2 separate regions of the Homo sapiens genome follow, and region 1 is linked to region 2. A link is an interaction called in ENCODE POLR2A ChIA-PET data of the cell type or tissue named here. Cell type or tissue: MCF 10A. All regions are shown on one strand. Links, peaks and the distances in the headings refer to the core of each region. The heading gives the core; the rest is flanking DNA.

Region 1 (5,393 bases), core at 308-5,307, 50 kb after region 2:
TTAAGATACTGATAGTTTTCAAGAGTCCAGACATGTTTTGCAGCATATATAGGTACATCTAATATGTATATCTATATTATATATCAGGAAGCATTTTACATTGATTTATCCCATCATTGCAGAATTTGTTTGATTATTTGATTAAGGTGGTGTCCACCAGTTTCTCCATTGTAAAGATACCTTTTTTCCTTTCTAATTAAAAAGTGTTCTTTGGCATGATACTGTGACACTGTGTGAATATTGCTCCTCAACAATTTTTCACCCAAAGATCTAGTGATTTTTTTTTTTTTTTGCCTGATGGTTGGACAGTTTACTCTTAAAAAATGTATACCAATAGACTTTCTTAAACTTTTAAAATTGTATAATATACATAAGTGTGTACAAAATGAAACGCATAGCTCAATGATTTATTGCAGAATAAACAACCTGAACAAATAGATTTTAAGGAGAATGTTCTAAAACTAACTTTCAAGCTGTGGTGCCCAGTCATAATATTTGTTGAGAAACTGAGCACAGTAAGCTGGATTCATCCTTCACTTGATTACTGCTAATCATTTCAGTTTATTGGAGTCACAGTACGGTAAGTCTGGATTTAATGATAAATCAAAGTTGTATTTCATATTTCTGAAATTACCTACATGTGGGTTAAAAAGACATAAAATAAAACAGCCTGGAATTTTACAATGTACTTGGATTTTTCCCTCAAATTTTTTATATTTTTTTTTCAAAAGATAATGAAATTAAATTACATAGAGCAGTGTTTTTAGACTTCAGGTAGACCCATTAGTGAGTTGAGAAGTCAGTTTAGTGTAAACACCAGCTATTTTTAAAAAATTAAATAGAAAATGTCAAAATCCATTATATACAGTAGGGTAAATATTTGTGAAACTTTTGTTTATATATCCATGTATATGGATCTCAATGTTAAAATTACGAAGATCCTAGACAAAAAATGTAAAAGCCACTTTTGAATATAAGATACATTTTAATGAGAAAACACATTTTAAGATTCTGCTTTAGTGGTAATAGACATAAGTATTGGGGGGAAAGCAGCAAAGGAAAGATAGAATGGGAAAAAAATGGGGGAAGAAAATGGTATAGGAAAGTTTAATCTAGGACCACCGAAACTAGGGTAAGACTTGTGGGGGAACATGGAGGTGATAAAGAGAGTGGTGTAATCAGAGAGGCAGGTGGCCATTTAATACCTGTCAGCCACATTTTGAGCACCTAGAGTATGCCAGGCCCTTGTGCATGTAGGCAGATTACAAGGCGAATGAGTTTAGTTGTTACTACTATCATGGTTTTATATTTCTTCTTCAAAAGGTTTCTTTAATCCCAACTGGCTTTATGTGATGTTTTACTCAGCTCTGAGACCTACCTATTCGGATTTGAGATTTTTTGCTAAGAATAGGCATATGGATCTCTTGAGAGCAATTAGTTTTTGTTTAATGTTCTTTTAAAATAGATGAAGCCAATATTGCAAGTGTTAAAGGAACACAGACAATTGTAGTTGAATTTCTGTTAAGATTATTTTTTCTAATTAATTAGTCTTTGCATTTTTTTAAAATGTCAGCTGATATTTTTCTATTTATTTCTGTTTAAGTACTTCTTGTGCTTTCCACATGAAAACTATAAGGTGTTTGGACTTCTCATTAAGCATATACATGAAACATGTAATTGCCTTAGAGTTTTCACCTAATGATCTAAAAAAACAAATGGAGGAAGATTAAAATATTTTGAGTAGACATAAAAACCACACAGTCTTGATGCTTAAAAACATGATTTGCAGGCATAGCTTACAGTATTTTTCTTTTTAAATTTAGCAATTCATGATGACCAATAAACTGGACACGGCAATGTGGCTTTCTCGCTTGTTCACAGTTTACTGCTCTGCTCTGTTTGTTCTGCCTCTTCTTGGGTATGTATTATACATATTGCTGCCTTTGATATTCAATTGTTGAGTCAGTTTATATGGAGTGCCTTTTAGGTGTAAGACTTATTAACCTGTAAAGGGTTTAGGGACAAATAAAATACAAGTTCCAGCCTTCAGGTACTAACAACCTAATAACATTATCAGAGGAATATTTTATATCTTGTGCTTTGTGAAACTAACACATTGAAAATCCAAGGAAAAATTGATGTGTGGGAATGAGATAAGTTCATGTTTTTTTCATTTTTACTTATTACTTGACAGGAAGGTCCTGCTTTATAAAATTCAATTTTATAAATTGATTATAAGAAATTCAGTTGGGCATATATATGAAGTGAAGCTATTAAAACGGTAGAATAAGTTCATGTAATTTTTTTCTATTGACAAGTGATTTAGGTGTTGTGCAATTATGATGCAATTCACAAAGGAGGAAGAGACACTGCAGTTGTTTATGTCTCATGATAACCTCTCCTCTGGTAATTTGCAGGTTGCATGAAGCAGCAAGCTTTTACCAACGTGCTTTGCTGGCAAATGCTCTTACCAGTGCTCTGAGGCTGCATCAAAGATTACCACACTTCCAGTTAAGCAGAGCATTCCTGGCCCAGGCTTTGTTAGAGGACAGCTGCCACTACCTGTTGTATTCACTCATCTTTGTAAATTCCTATCCAGTTACAAGTATCCTTTTCTACCTTGTTAACAATGAAATTGCCAACTAAGCATATAGGAGATCTCTTCTGATTATTTCAGCAATGAAGGCATTCCATGAAGCCTGGGTTTGTTCTCGGCACTTCATTTGAATGAAGATATGTTTAGTGTAAGAATTTCTGACTTTAAAATGTGAAATCTAAACTTTGAAGAGCTGATTTAGGAATTTTAAACTATCTTTGTTCTTGCCTCTTGTAAGCTTCCCTATTAGAATGGATATTTTCAAATTCCCCTTCGAAGCACAACCTTACGCAGAACTTACTTTAATATTTACATTTTTTTCATTTAATTCACGTTTTTGGCAAAGTGTCCAGATGTCTTGCTTTAAAAAAGAGAGGTCCTCAGCTCTTTCCATCTTAACCCCAGTGAACTAGATACAAATGGAATTTAACCAAGAAACAACTTATTTAAGCAGGTAATGAGATAATCAATACAAAGAAATTAATATTTGCTGTGTATAGAGTAGAAAATAAGGACACACATGGATAATCCGTGAAGCTAATGAGAAATAATTCATTTGGAATTTGTATGTTTTCACATTTCAAAGGTGTGTTGTGGGATGATACTGGGTAGTCCATAAAGGAGGGGAAAAATGGGGAAGAGGTTCTATAGTGAACACTAGGTTAAACTTTCTTTTTTTTTTTTTTTTTTTTTTTTGAGACAGAGTCTTGCTCTGTTGCCCAGGCCACCTGCCTCTGCCTCCCAAAGTGCTGGGATTATAGGCGTGAGCCATCACGCCCAGCCAGGTCAAACATTTTTAAATAGGGTTCTTTACTATAGTGGCTTTGGTATTCTAACGTGTGTTGTGAAACTAAGAGAGTTAGTAGGGTTTTTTAAACTTAAATTTGTGGTTGTTTTTTTTCCTGTAGATTATCTCTGCAAATCATTTTGTGCATTGAGAAGTGCTGGTCTAAGAGCTTTTGAATATTTATGATACATCTGTATGTTATGTAAAGCACAATAAAATATTCCTCTGAGACTGAATATTACCTATTTAGATACCTATGCTCATGAAGTATCAAATTTTTAAATAGATTTTTATAAGTCTTAAGGAAAAGAAATAGGAGGAAACCGAAATTTCCTGAGCACCTATTTTGCCAGTATAAGAACTTGAATTTAGGCCAGGCGCGGTGGCTCACGTGCGGTGGCACTTTGGGAGGCTGAGGTGGGCGGATCATGAGGTCAGGAGATTGAGACCATCCTGGCTAATATGGCGAAACCCCATCTCTACTAAAAATACAAAAAATTAGCTGGGCATGGTGGCATGTGCCTGTAGTCCCAGCTGCTCGGGAGGCTGAGGCAGGAGAATCGTTTGAACCCTGGAGTGGAGGTTGCAGTGAACTGAGATTGTGCCACTGCACTCTAGCCTGGGCGACAGAGCGAGACTCCTTCTCAAAAAAAAAAAAAAAAAAAAAAAGAACTTGACATTTAATCTTTGTAGCACTCTGAAAAAAATTGTTGTGGTATATTTTTAATAAAGATGCTGATTTGCTGATTGTCAGTATTCACTTCCCACACATTGGCTAGTAAGTAGTAATGCTGAAAAAGTCTTTCTAACTTAAAAGCTCTACCTTATCTACAGTTAGTGGGTGAGTAATACTTAAGTATACATTAAAAATATTTCTTTCTGTATGTGGGTAAACCTGGTAATTTCATTTAAATATTCAGTATATGGAGATTCCCTTTAAATTACTCACTTCACTGAGATAATGTGGGTAGTTTGAAATGTAAGGATAAAATTTTTCCTGTTTCAATGCATGAGTCTGTAATGTCCCATCATAATTTGTATTGGTTTATTTTTAGGTAAAACTCATTAAATGATTACTATACTACAACTGTAAATGATAATCACATTTGTTTGGCATATTATTGGCTTGACCAGCCTCTGTTGATTGAAGTGCTTTGCAGTCACCAATGTTAAAATTCTAGCCTTTCTGAGCTATAACGGGAAGTTATGTAGAGATTTTTGGTCATGCCTTTTAGTAGCTTAAAATTTCTTTGGAGGGAGAAATAGAAATGACAGAAAATGTGTTTCAATGTAGGGTAAACTGAATACGTCAATAACTTTGGGAACAGTGCCTCACACAGATCAGGCACTCAGTAAGTTTTGTTGAGTGAATCCTGAGGTCTTGCCAAATGAGACTCATGACTGGTGAAGAAAACCTTTCTGCCTTTTTATACAGTTGGTTATTTGGTAGCCCCTCTTTCCTGGGAATGTTGAAGATTAAGGATTTCATATTCCTTAAATTCTTACAAAGGGAATGTAGTAAACAGTGGGAATAACATAAACTAGTAATTGGCAGCAAATGCTAATCTGATTATTAAAGTGATATGGTAATAAATAAAAGCGGGCCCAAAGTAATATTACAGATTTGCGTTCTGATCCTTCTTCTTATAAAAGTGATATTTTGTCCTTGCTTGATTAATAACAGATAGGGCATTTCACCTCTTATCTTTTCTAAATACATTGTATTAATAGTTTAAGAGTAATGTTGAAGACTAAGATTATGAATCTCTTACCAAGGATTTGTGAACTATAGAATGTTAGACATAAAAGACTCATTGGCAGTTTCTAGCTTTGATCTCTGCATACTCATTTGCCAGAGCATGAAACTTGACCTAGGAAAATTAGGTTAGTGACAGAGTCAGGAGTGGAACTCAGGTATCTTGACTCCCAATTCAGGGCTCTATTTTCACTACCTGACACTGCCCCTTTTATTGAATTCAGTCTGGATATGTGTCAAAGTTTAAATTGAAT
Region 2 (5,393 bases), core at 334-5,333:
CCCTTCTTGGGGCTGACAGTGTTCACGTGTGGCAGCAGAAAGGGTGCTGTGTTTGGAGTTGGGGGAAATGACTTTGAGTTCCAGATTCAGGCATAGTAACTGTGGCTAGAGTGGACGAGGAAGAAATGTCCTACAGAACATTCCGATTTCATTAGACTGCTTTGGGGTCTGAGACTCAGTACTTTTAAAAACTCGCCAGAGCATTCTTATGTGCAATGAAGGTTAAGAGCCTCTGTTCTATACTGATGCATTGAAGGAGCTCTTGGGGTCAGGGACTCTACGAGGCCAGGACCAGAAGAGTGGGAAAGTCAATGGTGGGGCATCCACTTGGGCTTTCACTTCAAAGGGAAAAAACCCTCTTCCTTGTGATACTGCTCAAGCTCATTGTAAATAGTGTCCTGAATGTATGCTGGAAAAGGGAAAACATGCATGAGCTTCAGTCCAGGCTCTAATATTCCTGTTTTGTGACTTTAGACCAGTCACTTTATTTCTCTTGGGCTGCAGTTGTTTAAAATCTCGCAATGTGGAGATGACAATCTCTAGCACACGGGATTGGCATGAGGGTCAAACTAATACTACTACTATTAATAATAACTGCCATTCATTGCATTCTTATTCTGATTCTCAGGCACCCTCCAAGTGCTTTATGTGAATTATCTCATTTAACCCTTGCAAAATTCCATCTAAGGAAGATCTTATGAGGAAACACTGTGTTGAAAAGTCCTTTGTAATTAATAAAACCTTGTGAATGTATGATATCGTGCTCCACATAGTTTTGCAAAACTCCCTTACATATATATTGCCCAAGGGTATATAAATGAAAAGTAGAGACACTAAGATTTATGACTGGCTCTTTTAACACCAAGGTCATTGATCTTTCTACTATACTCCACTGGTTCCTGGATAATTGCAGATTATGTAATAGTATGTTTGAACTCAACTGTTCCTTAGTTCCTTGCTAGGAAAAATCTAATCCACCAAATCGGCTTCACCAAGATGCAAAGAAAGCTCAGAGTTTAAAATGTTTGATTTTATTCTATCATGAAGTATGGTTTCTGTATTCTGGCAGTGGGATGTATCTATTTTAAGGCTAAATGTCATTTCTTGGCATATGAAACAGTCATTTATTTATTCGGATGTGAAGTCCTTTAGATTTGCCAAGATAAGGACCAGTAGTCCTGAACTTGGGGATGCATTTCTTAACTGAGAAGCTCATAGTTCTGCTATTACAGCTACTGCTGCTTTCACCACATTTTAGAGGAGGCAGGCATTATAAAATGCCCTTTGATGAACATCTATGTAATTGAAGACTTAATACTCCCTCTGATTGTCACTAGTTCTCTTGCATTTAAATCCTGTTCTGTACAGTGAATTTGGCCTTGGTTCAGTTCACTTCATAGAGTGCCCCCAGGCCCCTCATTTATCTAGATGGCCCTGAGACTGGATTGTAGATTAGTACTACCTTTTGCTTTATTCTGTCTCTTGATTGTCTGTCTACCAGAAGGCAGGAACAAGGACTGGTTCTTCTATGTCATTGTATCTCTATAAAAGTTTTATTGAAACTGAAACTTATTTAAAATGCGTTTTATTTTTAAGTTACAGGTTTTATTTATTCTAGTTATTTCTGTCCTTGGTTTCAATGAGTGGACTGCCCCCTGGTGGACAAGAACTGTCAGCTCACATGAAAGTTAGCATGCTTTTGTAATTTCAGGCCATAGTCTGAATTATTTTTCTTCAATTAATATGAATTATATTCCATGAACAATAAGAATTGAATTCATAATATGTCAAATTCAATAAAAAAACAGAACTCTAAGATTCCTCCAGATATTCTTGGAATACCCTCAATTATGAGGACAGGGCCATAATCTTTGTACAGCAAATTTCCATTTTTCTAGAATGGCTGGGGAATTGTGAATTCTAATTCGGTTATCTTACAGTCGCTGATATAACTTACATAGGCTAATCATTTGCAAAGAATTAGTACACAGTGTGTAATGGAATACATGGACTGCTGAATGTCAATTTCAGTAGTACTTGACAATAATAGTGAACACTTACATAATACTAAGTACATCAGGTACTTAAGTTCATTTAATTTCCCCTTTTCTATGAATAGGTATGGTTACTATTGCTCTTGTGAAGATGAGGCAGCTGAGAACTGTCACACAGCTAGAAAATGATAGAGCTGGAATTTAAACCCAGGTCATGAGTTTCCAGAGAGCATGCACTTCAACCCTATGATAAATGGCCTTGCTTATGAGTTACAGAACATTTTAGGATGTCACAGGATCTCTCTTCTGAGCATTGCTGTTCACCAGTGTAGAAGTTGTAGGGGATTAGAATTAACCCTATGTCAGACCCAACCCCTTTCCCTTTCCACACCTTCCACTACCCTTATCACTGTGACACCTATCAGAGCATTGCACGTATTAAAGGTGCAGTAAATATCTCTTATCTATGAACTTGGATCATTCAAAGCCTTTTTTTTTCCCAGAAAACCTCAGCTCTCAGTTTATTTTTATTCATTTCTTTCTTACAAAATCATGGTGGATCCTACACAACCAAAATATGATTATTTAACTGTTTCGTTCAGGATAATATATAAGATTCTTCACACATGTTAGACTCATATGTGGCATATCCTGACCAAAGCAAGCTTTACCCAACTCAGTAAAGAAGACTATGTATCTGTTTTCATTCTTTTGAGAAAAAGTTTCTTGTTCATGCCAGATGAACCACATCTGCATTTCTGCATATAACATGTTAAAGGGTTTCTTTGACACTGGACTTAATGCAGGTCACTGCTATGGTTTGGATATGGTCTGTCCCTGCCAAAACTCATGTTGAAATTTGATCCCCAATTTCGCAGTGTTGGGAGGTGGGGCCTAGTGGGAGGTATTTAGGTCATAGGGGCAGATCTCTCATACATAGATTAATACTCTCCCCTGAGGAGGTGAGTGAGTCCTTCAGGGAATGGATTAGTTTCCCCAACAGTGGATTGTTAAAAAGCATATGACTTCCTCTGTTTCTCTCTCTTGCTTCCTCTCTTGCCATGCAGTCTCTTTGCACACATACCTGCTCCCCTTCCACTTGCCACAATGAGTTGAAGCAGCTTGAGACCCTCACCAGATACAGCTGCCCAATTTTGAACCTTCCAGCCACAAGAATCATGAATCAAATAAACCTCTTTTCTTTATAAATTATTCATCCTCAGGTATCCTGTTATAGCAACACAAAACAGACTAAGACAGGCACAAAAAATTTTATTGAAAACTGAACTCATAATCTAAGATGAGACCTTTACAACAAACTTGAATATCCTGTGAGTTTACCCTCTCAAAGGTGGCCGGGGAGCATGCCCAGCCCTGCAGTGCTCCTTTTCTGGGTGATCCATGCTGTTCTTGTCCCTAGCAGTTGAGATACTTGCTTCTAGTTTCAAGTCCTTATGGACTTCCTTACTCATCCAGAGCCTGGCTTGCTGGGGCTGCAGCTCTCTGACTCTCCCATCTGACTGCCAAGGTTAATTCATCATCTTTGCAAGAGGCAAACGCTCCCTTTTGATAGGAAGAGCCACTTCCTATTTGGAGAACCAAAATCAGATGTCCTGTTACACAGAAACATGGACTGTTGACATTGCCCATGCCACTTTGTTTAATCACTATGGCTGACACTGTGTGGGTTTCTGTGGCACACTGGTCAGCACACAGTAAGTAGTAATACGTTAAGTTGGCTGTTGAATGTACCTGGGAATACACCATGAGCCAGTTTTGTTTCTGTACAACCATTTTCCTGGGAATCAATGCAGCTCTTGGAAACTGCTTCAGGATAGTACATACAAGCACACACTGCAGCAATGTTTTTGAAGATATGAGAAGGAGGAAGATGTGCCAGTGGTTCAAGAAACATAACATGGTTTTAAAATACAGCCTAATGTGTTTAGTAACACAGGTGTGCTACTTTGTCTTAAAATTAAATATTAACATGGCCAGAAATCTTCCTGTTTATTCCTGCTTCTAATAAAGCTAACTTTATGTGGTGTTTGGTTGGTTTTAATAAATCTAGACCACAGAAAGAAAAACACTTCATCTGACAATACAACTTTAAAGCACCCTATTTTAGATACCTACAAAACGAAATTCTCATAATTATCAAGCTTCAACTATCAACATAATTAACATGGGCTTTAATTAAGTTTCTTTTTTTTTCCCCACTAAAAAAAGAAAAAGAAAACTTACCATCTGCATTCACCCAGAAGCACATGCATGGTTGAAATCAGACCGTCTGGGTGTTTTGGACACAAAAGAAACCTTTGACCACTCTGATTTGAGCATATGAGTGTCAAGAACCCCCAGAACAGAGCCAATCCAAAACGCGCTACAGTGTTTCTATTCAGAGGCCATCAATGTGCCTCTTTAACGGTTTTTCAGAATCCCAGGAAATTGTGATTACATGGCATTAGCTTTTCATTTTCTGAAGAATGGATGAAAAGCATGAAAGTCCTCTTGACAATGTGAAGAAAAGTATTTTTGGTTCTGGTATACTTCTGCTGTTTTCTGATAAACACTACACAGAAAATGCCTTTAAGATACCACACAATTATACATACAATTGTAGCTCAGTGGTGCCCGTGCTAGAGAGACTACAACCTTATCCAGGGAGAAAAAGACCCCCAAATGGCAATTGTTCTCAGTGAACAGTCACTTAGTCAAGGATGGTATTCATTCTAGCAATATCATGAATTTATTTTCCTTTCTCTGTGAGATGCTCTTATGTTACCATGGAAGTAATCTTAATTCAGCATTTTTTTGGGCAAGGTGGGGGTTGGCGGGGGTGATATTTCCAAGTAAATAACCGTAGGTTTTGACTGGAAATTTACTTCATTTGGCTGATTCTGTACTTGCTATATTGAAGAAGAAAGTACTTAATAGTCCATTGTGTGTACAAATTGTGAAAATAACATTGGTCTGGTTATATTACATGTGGACCAATAGTATTTACCAAATATCAATAAAAAGCACAAAGATTGGACCAGATTGTCAGTGGATTCTAAGAATATTTATGCAAACCCTAAGATTCCTGCAAGATTCAGGTAAGAAACCAAAGTAGAAATCATGGAATATTTTATGGCAAGATAAGGATTGAGGCTATCACCACTCACGCTATTATCCATTAACTGTATTGCAAGCTCATCAAATGATATTTAAGTCTCAGCAGAGACCTCAAAGGCTCTAAGCGTGTGCTTTTTGAATTTTAATGGTGTAAGAATTGCTTGGATAGGTGTTTATAAAAGATTCAGATTCTCAGATTTCCCTCAGAGATCATTTTATTATATCTAGAGTGGGGCCCAGAAGCCCGCATCTGAAAAAATATACCAGATGATTCTGCAGCAA

What was found. Peaks named below come from ENCODE experiments on the same cell type or tissue, not always from the same donor. Only the 100,000 strongest peaks of a DNase experiment are listed, where the experiment ranks them.
Region 1: POLR2A ChIA-PET joins it to region 2 with 19 read pairs; 6 of 35 experiments call an interaction of 5 or more read pairs at or near these places.

What each region holds. Positions count from the first base shown.
Region 1 is chr4:41,936,779-41,942,171 of GRCh38, forward strand. It overlaps TMEM33 (transmembrane protein 33), which reads left to right. Exons shown (of 7, transcript NM_018126.3): 2 at 1,824-1,918; 3 at 2,418-2,605. Among named protein-coding and RNA genes, the nearest start is that of TMEM33, 4.0 kb to the left of the region's middle. In MCF 10A, for the core only: no CTCF peak of the experiment used is centred there; a DNase peak (open chromatin) is centred at 2,443.
Region 2 is chr4:41,886,644-41,892,036 of GRCh38, forward strand. It overlaps LOC124900696 (a long non-coding RNA gene), which reads right to left and starts at 4,289. Exons shown (of 2, transcript XR_007058105.1): 1 at 4,239-4,289. In MCF 10A, for the core only: a CTCF peak has its summit at 1,671 (motif pointing left); DNase peaks (open chromatin) are centred at 1,638 and 2,868.